Linked DNA regions of Homo sapiens: region 2 is linked to region 1. The links are chromatin contacts, found by Hi-C or POLR2A ChIA-PET in ENCODE. All regions are on one chromosome and are shown on one strand. The core of a region is the stretch at or near the end of the contact, and the rest is flanking DNA. Distances in the headings are between cores, read along the strand shown.

The links. A loop is a pair of places that touch in the nucleus more often than their neighbours do. ChIA-PET counts read pairs that join two places held with the same protein, here RNA polymerase II (POLR2A). Pooled maps may share reads with other maps.
Region 2: a map of naive thymus-derived CD4-positive, alpha-beta T cell shows a loop between it and region 1 (5-fold over the local background). The contact joins the promoter of FBXW4 here to the promoter of LDB1 in region 1. A Hi-C loop is called at or near these places in 1 of 168 maps with a recorded cell type or tissue (naive thymus-derived CD4-positive, alpha-beta T cell), 3 of 37 single-sample maps with no recorded cell type and 12 of 50 pooled maps. POLR2A ChIA-PET finds 5 or more read pairs at or near these places in 3 of 52 experiments (H1, HEK293 and IMR-90).

Annotation. Positions count from the first base shown.
Region 1 is chr10:102,118,176-102,122,739 of GRCh38, reverse strand. LDB1 (LIM domain binding 1) reads left to right here and starts at 2,372. Exons shown (of 11, transcript NM_001113407.3): 1 at 2,372-2,654. The coding sequence starts at 2,630. It also overlaps a transcript of PPRC1 not described here. RefSeq lists enhancers at 233-982, 983-1,734, 1,735-2,486, 4,192-4,564 and silencers at 1,983-2,112, 2,133-2,432, 2,493-2,572, 2,663-2,732.
Region 2 is chr10:101,693,177-101,697,740 of GRCh38, reverse strand. It overlaps FBXW4 (F-box and WD repeat domain containing 4), which reads left to right and starts at 2,571. Exons shown (of 9, transcript NM_022039.4): 1 at 2,571-3,360. The coding sequence starts at 2,636. RefSeq lists silencers at 2,402-2,681, 2,712-2,761, 3,042-3,501 and an enhancer at 3,812-3,891.

The DNA of each region.
Region 1 (4,564 bases), core at 1,123-3,622:
GGCAAAGACCTTTATAGGGTGGGTTGTAGTCCCCCTGTCCACCCAGATGATCACCATTGTGTTGGTCAGCATGGAATCTGACCAAGCTAGTTGTTTGGAATGAGTGGCCTTAGGCGTAAGTGGTCACAGGATTGGAGGAAGGCAAATTCATGGACAGAAAAGAGAGAAGGAGGTCAAGGTAGGTATTCCCCCTCCTCCAAACCATCTCAAATTGTCCTGCCAATCCAGCCCCCTCCTCTCTTGGAATTGGATAATCTTAAAAAAAAAAAAAAAAAAAGGGCAGAAAGAACACGTATTTACAGGACTGCCTGGCTGACACTGGGCTACGTGACTGGGTGTACATTGTCTAGTTTGATACTCACCAAGCCATAGGTTACAGAGGATAAAGCTAGTGTCCCAGGTGGGGTGGTCAGTTGTCTCAAATCACTCAGGTATTGAGGAGCGAATCTTGCGTTCAAACCTAGGTATCCACAATTTCGGGCCAGTGTTCTGTTGCCTTATGTTCTCTCTACTCCCTCTAGTGCTGACCTTTGTCTGGGAGAATGCAGGGAGGGGGTGCACTCAGGCAGGGGATGCTGCCAAGGAAATACTTGTGTGAGTGTGGATGGCTTCAGTCAGGTCCTCTCTGCTCCTGGTGGGGGTGGAGATGGGGAAACCTGGGGGTGGGAGACTCCACAGTGTACAAGCTCCCCTATCCCCCATCCTAAGCACATGGTGGGGAGGGTCTCCATTCCTAGGCAGGCCTTCTTTTCAATCCCTGGACTCTGCACCGTTCCATCATTTCATGCTCCCTCAGCAAAAACCTAAGGTGGAGAGAAGAGGTCTCATAAACACTTTAAGCCTCCGCATTTGTAACCCTCCCCCAGCCAGTCAAGCCAGCTGTGCAGACTCTGAGCCAGAGTGAGGGAACCAAACAGCCTTCTCAACCAACACCCCTCTAAGTAACAAAGAGGAGAACCCCCTACCCAGTCAGGGCCAGACGCCCTAGGGAGGAGACACTAGTCCAAGTCTCCATCGTCTATCCCTGGAGCCCATACTGAAACTTAAGAAAGAAAAGCTAGCAGCTGGGGACCCCAGGAGGGAGGGGGTCAACTCTCTACTCCAGGCGGCTCCCCTCCCTTCCCTCCTCCTGGCTAATAGGTATTTCCTGTTTATGAGGCAGCTAAAGCTGAGCTTTTGGGAAGGGATGGAGATGGAGCCCCTCCCCTCCTAGGGCTGGGTTGGGGAGTCCTTGAAGTGTGACTGAAGGTTGGGAGGCTCCTCCCAGGGGAAGGAGTGTTCCTTACATTGACCATCCACATCATCTCCCATCCAACCCCCCACGGCCCACAGCCTCTGCCTCTCTGGGTTAGGGGGCACTGGAGGGGCCTGTTTCCTGTTCTCATCTCCGAAGCCCTCAAAGGACAGCAGCTTCCAGGCAGGGGGGTCGGAGGCGGTGGGGTTGGGCGGTTGGTACGGAGGTGAAGGCACCAAGGCTGGAGAAAGGGGGGAAGGGAAGAGAGTGTCTTGACTGATGCGTCAGTCTGCAAGAAGGAAGGATGGCCTCCTATCGCCCCTCCGTAATCCAATCTGGTGGTCATTCCGCAGCCCCCTCCCCCCAGCAAAACACAGATCCCAAGCCCTTAGGCGGAGGAGGGCGGGGACCCCACTTAATTAACCCTTTTAGTTCTAGTCCCAACTGGTTTCGCAGGCAAAGGAGGAGTGGTTAATTTAGGGAAGGGGTGAGTTGAGGGGTTGCTACAAGAATTAAGAGAATGCTTCTTTACCCATCCAGCCTAGGGTAGGGACGCGAAACAAGGGGCCTCCAGAAGAAGGCTGGCGTCTCAGCAGGGAGCACGGACAGGGGGTCTGCAGTCCCTTTTCCCTCCCGGAGCGCGGCCCGGGGTGGAGAGAGATACACCACACTGCCCACCCCGGCTCCGCCTCCCCCAGCCGCGGCTCCCGCTCCGGCTCAGCCAGACTCCCCATCCGGCGGCACCCGGAGGACGGACACCGAGCGCGCGGCTGCGCCTCCAAGCCCTCCCCTTCGCCCTCCCTCTCTGGGGTCTCTGCCTCCGTCTCCTTTTTTAAAAGCTGCGTCACATGCATGCCGTTCCCCGAGCGCTCCCAGCCCCTCGCCGCCCGCCCGCCGCGCGGCGCACGCACGTCGTCGCTTGCTGCGCGCTCTCCCGGGTCACTTTGACACGGCTCTCCCCTCCCACTAGCAGGACAATTAGCATATTAATAAAGCCCGGCCCTGCCCGGCTTGGGCTGGGGAGCCGGCGCCGGCGCGAGGGAGCGCGAGCGCGAGGGCGGAGAGGGGGGCGCTCGGCGACGGCGGCGGGAGCGCACAGACACGCACACGCACACGCGCACACACGCACACACGGACACACACTCCGCGGACTCACACCCGCGCGCACACACGCAGAGGCCGCTCGCCTTCCTGCCTGGCTTCCTTCCTGTCTGCTCCGCGCCTGACAGGCCCCTCGCCGCAGCCAGGGGCCGCCCGCACCGGGCCGAGGCCGGGCCGGGCCGGCGGCGAGCGCAGCGGGGGCCGCGGGCGGCGGCGGCGGCTCATGCCCGGCCTGTCCCCGCGAGGGGCGGGCACCGTGACTCGGCTGGGCCCCCAGAGGCGGGCGATGTGAAGATGTCAGTGGGCTGTGCCTGTCCTGGTGAGTGGGGCGTGCGGCCACTCGGCCCCTTCCTGCCCAGCCGTCCCTGCGGACCCCTCACCCCGTGTTTGGCGAGAACTTGTGTGGGGGGCGTCGATGGCATGGGGGAAGCCGGGGGCTGGAAGGGCTACGCGGGGCCTCAGGCTGGCGGGTAGCGTTTTCCCCAACTGTGTAAATGCGCAGCAGCCCAGAAACACGGGGAGGAGACGCTGGGGGTGGCTTATGTGTATGTTTTTTTGGGGGTAGGCTAATTGGGGAGAGGTTTGGGGGGGGCTGAAATTCTCAGAATTCCAGGTTGTTAGCCAATCAGAAGTGACTCTGGACTTTTGACCCCCCCCCTCAGGTCACCATAGAGTTGTGATTGGCTGGTTTGGGCTGCCCCCCCTTCCCTGCTGCCCATTGCCTCTTACCTATCCTGTGACATCCCCCCCATGCTGTTTCTGAGGACCCTGTTTGCAGGGAGGTATTGATTGCGGCCCATCTTGCCCCCCACCTTCAACTTTTCCTGCCTGTTGCCAGGGAAGGTTGGCCCTCCTGAGGCACCGGAGGTACTCCTAAGAGGTGCCAGATAATTGGACCCTTGGGTCTGGCATCTCCGCCCTAGTGGGAGGGCAGGCTAGGAAATAGAGTGATTTGTGGAGAGGTAAGCTGGGGGAGCAATACTTGACCCAAAACTGAGAACTTGAGAGAGGACCCAGGCTCAGATCCCTGCCTCCCCAAAACATATCAGCTCTTGCCAGGGATAGCCTAGGTCTGAGTTTTTTTCCTGGGGGGCAGGTGGGGGGGGCGGAGGGCGTCTACCTCACTGCCAGGAGGAAAGAGAGAAGCCATGCGACTGGAGAGGTAGTCTACAGAGGGCCTCACGGCACACTGTCTGTCTCCATCCCCGGGACTCTGGGTCCTGGAATTGGCCCTCCTGCCCCAGACTGGAGTCAGCTTTCTCCTGGAAGTCAGTGTCCCTGAATGTAGCCCGCTTTGGCTACATACTTCACAGCTGGACACCCACCACTCCCCCACAAATCCCCAAGGGAAGCTGCCAGTGCGGAAGCTTCCTTGAAAATCATGTGACCCAGGCCAAGCTGGGCTGGGCACACACTTCAGGTGCCTGCTGAGGCTGATGTCTAAGGGGCATGGGTCCCAGAAGGAGGAATAAGAGAACCTAACAATCCTAGAATATCCGAGTATGGGAACCACTGGCTCCTGCTGCAGAGGGTTGGGGAGAGGAGAGGGAAGAGCTTGCCAAGCTGGAATCCTGTCTGGCCCCGTCGTCCCTCTTTCTACCAGCTTGGTGTACATGTTTATGTTGTGGATTTTCTCCTTTATAATTGACCCATGCTGGGTACCCCTTTCAGATCCATCATGTTCTTAGCCCACCCCAGGGCCCTGACCCTCCATCAACACACATGAGCAGAGCAGTTAAACTAAGGATCTGAACAAGCTAGAGGGATGAGTCTTAAATTGTGATTCTTAGTTCCTACAAATAGTGGGTAAGCGGGTATGTATGTATGGAGGGGTTGTCAGGCTGGAGGTGGATGGGAGGTTGGCCCTGAAGTTGGGGCAGGGTGCCTGGGTCCAGTGGGAGGAGAGAGAAAATCTCTTCTTCTTAGTCTCTGGGAGCAGCATGGGAACAGGAAGAGGGCCCAAGCCCAGGGGTTTGTGGGTGGGTGGGAAGACAACTTCAGTCAATGCCCCAGAAGGCATGTTCCTTTTGTGTCTGGTGGTCTGACTGAGGGAGAGAGGGCAAAAGATAGGGAAGAGTGGGGAGTCTTTTTCCAGATCATGAAGAAGTCTTATAGATTGATGCCAAAGAGGGTGGATGGAGGTTAGACTTCAAGGAGAACCACATGGGGAGGGCTTCAGAGTAGACTGGAGGTGGGGAATAGTAGCAGTTGAGGTTAGAGAGGGGACCT
Region 2 (4,564 bases), core at 1,322-3,821, 430 kb after region 1:
AAATGATGCTTTAATTTCTCCATTAATGAGGGCCGGGGGCAGTGGCTCACTCCTGTAATCCCAGCACTTTGGGAGGCTGAGGCGGGCGGATCACGAGGTCAGGAGATCGAGACCATCCTGGCTAACATGGTGAAACCCCGTCTCTACTAAAAATACAAAAAATTAGCTGGGCGTGGTGGCGGGTGCCTGTAGTCCCAGCTACTCGGGAGGCTGAGGCAGGAGAATGGCGTGAACCCGGAAGGCGGAGCTTGCAGTGAGCCGAGATCGCGCCACTGCACTCCAGCCTGGGCAACAGAGTGAGACTTCGTCTCAAAAAAAAAAAAAAAAGAAAAAGGCCGGGCAAGGTGGCTCATGCCTGTAATCCCAGCACTTTGGGAGGCCGAGACAGGCGGATCACGAGGTCAGGAGATCGAGGCCATCCTGGCTAACACTGTGAAACCCCGTCTCTACTAAAAATACAAAACAATTAGCCGGGCATAGTGGCGGGCGCCTGTAGTCCCAGCTACTCGGGAGGCTGAGGCAGGAGAATGGCGTGAACCCGGGTGGTGGAGCTTGCAGTGAGCCGAGATTGCGCCACTGCACTCCAGCCTGGGCGACAGAGCCAGACTCTGTCTCAAAAAAAAATTCTCCATTAATGAAAATAAAGTAAATTACACTTGCATGATTATGGATTTTAATCCTGATTTATGTTGGGTTAAAGAAGTTTTAGTGCCTCCACTAAAAATGAGATAGAATATAGATGAACTACTCAGCTTTACTATGTATCCTGAATGAGTTAAGTACTCAAACAGTAAGAAATTACAAACATCTCTAACACAAATCTAAACACAAAATGCAGGAACCATATTCCTGCTATATCATTTGTCTTCCTTCTTGATTCGCTCATAGTACACAAATGTAGCAAAATCAATAAATATTGAACTCATGACATCACCTAAATGTGAAGTATTCCTGCCTTAGTAGTCTTCTAACAGTATGGTACCTGTGAATAAGTAAATTTCTTTATAATGATCTCTAAAACATGGCTTAAATTCTTTGGCCGCATTGAAATCTATAAAATAGTGCTTTCAATAAACCACTGCCTTGAGTTTGGAAATCGTTTTCTACACAAAGTCTTTGTTGCATTTGGAGAGGGGGAGGGATGGCATTTTTTTGTAACAGGATTTGACCTGTAACTATTATTAAGAATTTTCTTAGAGGAGTTCAAAGCATTTTACAGGGATCATCTCATTTATCCCTCGAAAGTAAGGCAGAGGCATTATCTCCACTACAGATTGAGAACACTAAAAGGCCAAGATAGGTGGGGCTTTTTGTTGTTGTTTTGCTAAGATCAAAAAGTAATTCTAGGGCAAAGCCAGATTCCGGTCTGACCTTGTTACATGATGCTTCTTGCAGCACCATAATACAATGTAGTTGCTTCCCTAGGTTTCTCTTTGGCTATGCTAGGTGTTGAATAATTTTCAGGGTCAATTTTTATTCTTCCCTGCTCCCTGAAAATGAGTGTTAAGATGTAGATAAGTACAAAAGAAAACTCTCCAATCCTTCCTACCTGGATTTGGAGTACAGGATAAACAGACAGAAATTGGCATCTTCCTCCCCTCCTCCAAGTTTTACTGCCTAGCCCAATGCTAATAGAAAAATAACCCGAGCCACAAATGCAAGTCCCATGTATAATTTTAAATTTTCTAGTAGTTACATTAAAATATATTGTATTTAGCCCAATACAGCGTATCCAAAATATTAACACTTCAACACGTAATCAATATAAAATTATTAATGAGATATTTTGCATTCTTTTTTTTGTATGGCTTCAAAATCTGGTGTGCATTTCTCACTTATAGCTCATTTCAATTTGTATTAGCCACATTTCAAATGCTCAGCAGCCACATGTGACGAGGGAGGACACTGTTGGACAGCACAGGTCTAGACCTCAGTAGCTCTCCCTTCAGATTAATGCCATGTGAATCGAATGGGTGGTATGAAGAATGGATGCTGAGTCCTTGGAGAATCCACTTGCACTTGGGTGGTGACTGATAAGAAGCCCTAGCTGTGCCATTTCCTGATACATGACTGTTTTTGAAGTTATGGACTCAGGATCTAGAAGACTGCAAATCCCCAAATACGTCTAACACCCAAGCTCACGCCAGGACCGTGCTTCCGGGCCTGTGTGAGAACCTAAGCTATGGAACCTGTCAACTTCTAGGGCTGCAGATTCGTTGGGCCCTCACATGTGGCCCGTGGAAAGGAGGCATCACTCGAGGAAGAGGAGGGCTTCTAGAGGGGCAAGGCCACCCAACTAGGGGCTTCTTGAGGGCAGGTGCTCCAAATGGCCGCTTCCTGAGGGCAGCGGGTCCTCTTGTGGCCTCAGGCAGGGCCCTGAAACCGGCCTCACGTGTTTGCAGCGCGAACTCCTGTGCTTCCACCAAGCGCTCTCGGGGATGCGGGGGTGGTGTCAGCGCCCCGGCCCCAGCCCGCACCCCGAAGTGGCTCCAAGGCTGCAGGTGTGAGGGGCGTGCCCAGGGCTCGGCCCGCGCCGCCCCATGTGACCCGGTCCGACATGGTGTCGCCTCCTCCCGGGGCGGCGGCGGTGGCGGCTCGGGCTGGGCTCCGCGTCGGGCCGGCCCCGCGGCCGCTCATGGGCAGCCAGGGCCGCTCGGGGCCCCCCGGGAACGGCGGGCCCGGCGAGGGCGAGGGCGGAGAGGCGAGGAAGCTGCAGGAAGGGAGGGTGGCGAGGGGGAAGCGAAGGAAGGGGAAGGGGAAGGGAAAAGCGAGAGCGGGGCAAGGCGGAAGAGGAAGCGGGGCGGAAGGGAAGCCCGGGCCGCAGACGGCGAAGGAGGCAGCCGGGCCGGGGGCTGACGCGGGAGCGAGGGCATGCCCAAGGGAGGAAGCAGAGGGAGGCAGAAGCGTGGAGGAAGGGGCGAGAGGCATCGTCAAGGGAGTCGAGGGGAGCGCAGGGGCCGGGAAGGAGGCACAAGGAAGAGAGTATGGGAAGAAGGAGGAATGGAGGGTCAGGGCTAGGCGGCGGGAGGGCGCCAGGCCGGGAAGAGCACAGGGACGAGGGGGTCAGGCTTGGGCCGACATCGCGGGGACAGGGGTGGCCATGGCGGCGGCGGCCGGGGAGGAGGAGGAGGAGGAGGAGGCGGCTCGGGAGTCGGCTGCCCGCCCGGCCGCGGGGCCTGCGCTCTGGCGCCTGCCGGAGGAGCTGCTGCTGCTCATCTGCTCCTACCTGGACATGCGGGCCCTCGGCCGCCTGGCCCAGGTGTGCCGCTGGCTGCGGCGCTTCACCAGCTGCGATCTGCTCTGGCGCCGGATAGCCCGGGCCTCGCTCAACTCCGGCTTCACGCGGCTCGGCACCGACCTGTAAGCGTCCGCTCGCCCGCCCGCTCCCCGCCCCGAGCCGGCCCCGCGTCCCGGGAAAGGGCGGGGCGCCGCGGCCTGGTCGGCCCAGGGTCGTGTCGCACCCCGAGTTTCTAGGCCTACACCTGACCTCCGCCTACACCCTTTCCCGAGCACTCTCGGGGACCCCTTTGCCCCTCCTCCCCAAGGCCTCCATCTGAGGCAGCCTCCCGAGAGCATCCCTCAGTAGGCACCCTCCCGGGTGGGCCGCTCCTCACAATTAGCCATCTTAGGCACTCCCTACAGCTTTCGATTGTGTGTTTTTGCAGAGGTTTAGCTGCCCCGGTTCCTTCGCCCCAGAGGAGCCAGTCTGGTACGGTGCTTTGGACGATTCCTTGAGTCCAGGTCTAGGACTCAGGTTCCTTAAGTGGTCTATCATAAATTTTTGTGGACTTTCATCTTTCATCCTCCCTACCCTTTTCTAAAGGTTGTTAAGCTTCAGGGCTCGGACCTTAAGAGAAGCCCTCGGTCCCAGTGTTCAGCCATAGTTTATGACTTCATATAGGCAGAGCGACACGAAAAAGGGGGCCTGCTTGAGGCAGGAGGCTGGAGTCTGTCCAGGATGTGTACAAGACATGGTATTGCAATTTGGCCTGTTTTTGGTAGGGTCTGAGACCTGTGAATGAAAAACTTTTCTGAACCACTTAAACTGTTAAATAGGAAGGAAAAAACATGTAGGGAATTGGGGGAATAAGAGCTTTCAGATTGCCCCCTATTCCACCCATTTTTTAAAAAGTAGTTCTTTCTAGTACATTATGACAACATTAAATAACGTTTTTAAAAACATAAAAAGCCATAATACCATCACCTCTAGACAATTATTTTCATTTAAAAACCTTTTCAGTTGCACATATAATTGCTATCTTACTGATCCTAACAGAATAGGTACATAGTAAATGTTTGTGGGCTGTCGCATAATGAGATTAAAGAACATCCCTCTACTATTAAACTTACATGTAGTGTTCAGCTTTTTGTTATTATAGATAATAATGAAATAATGCATTTTTGAGTAACAGCTTTACTGAAATATAAGTCACATGTCATTACCATACATATTTTTTAAAAATCAGTTCCTTAGGATAAAGTCTCAAGGTGGCATTATAGCAAAGGTTATGGTTTGCAGAGGTGCTGTACCAAATTATAGTGGGACCAGCACAGAGTGAACAAA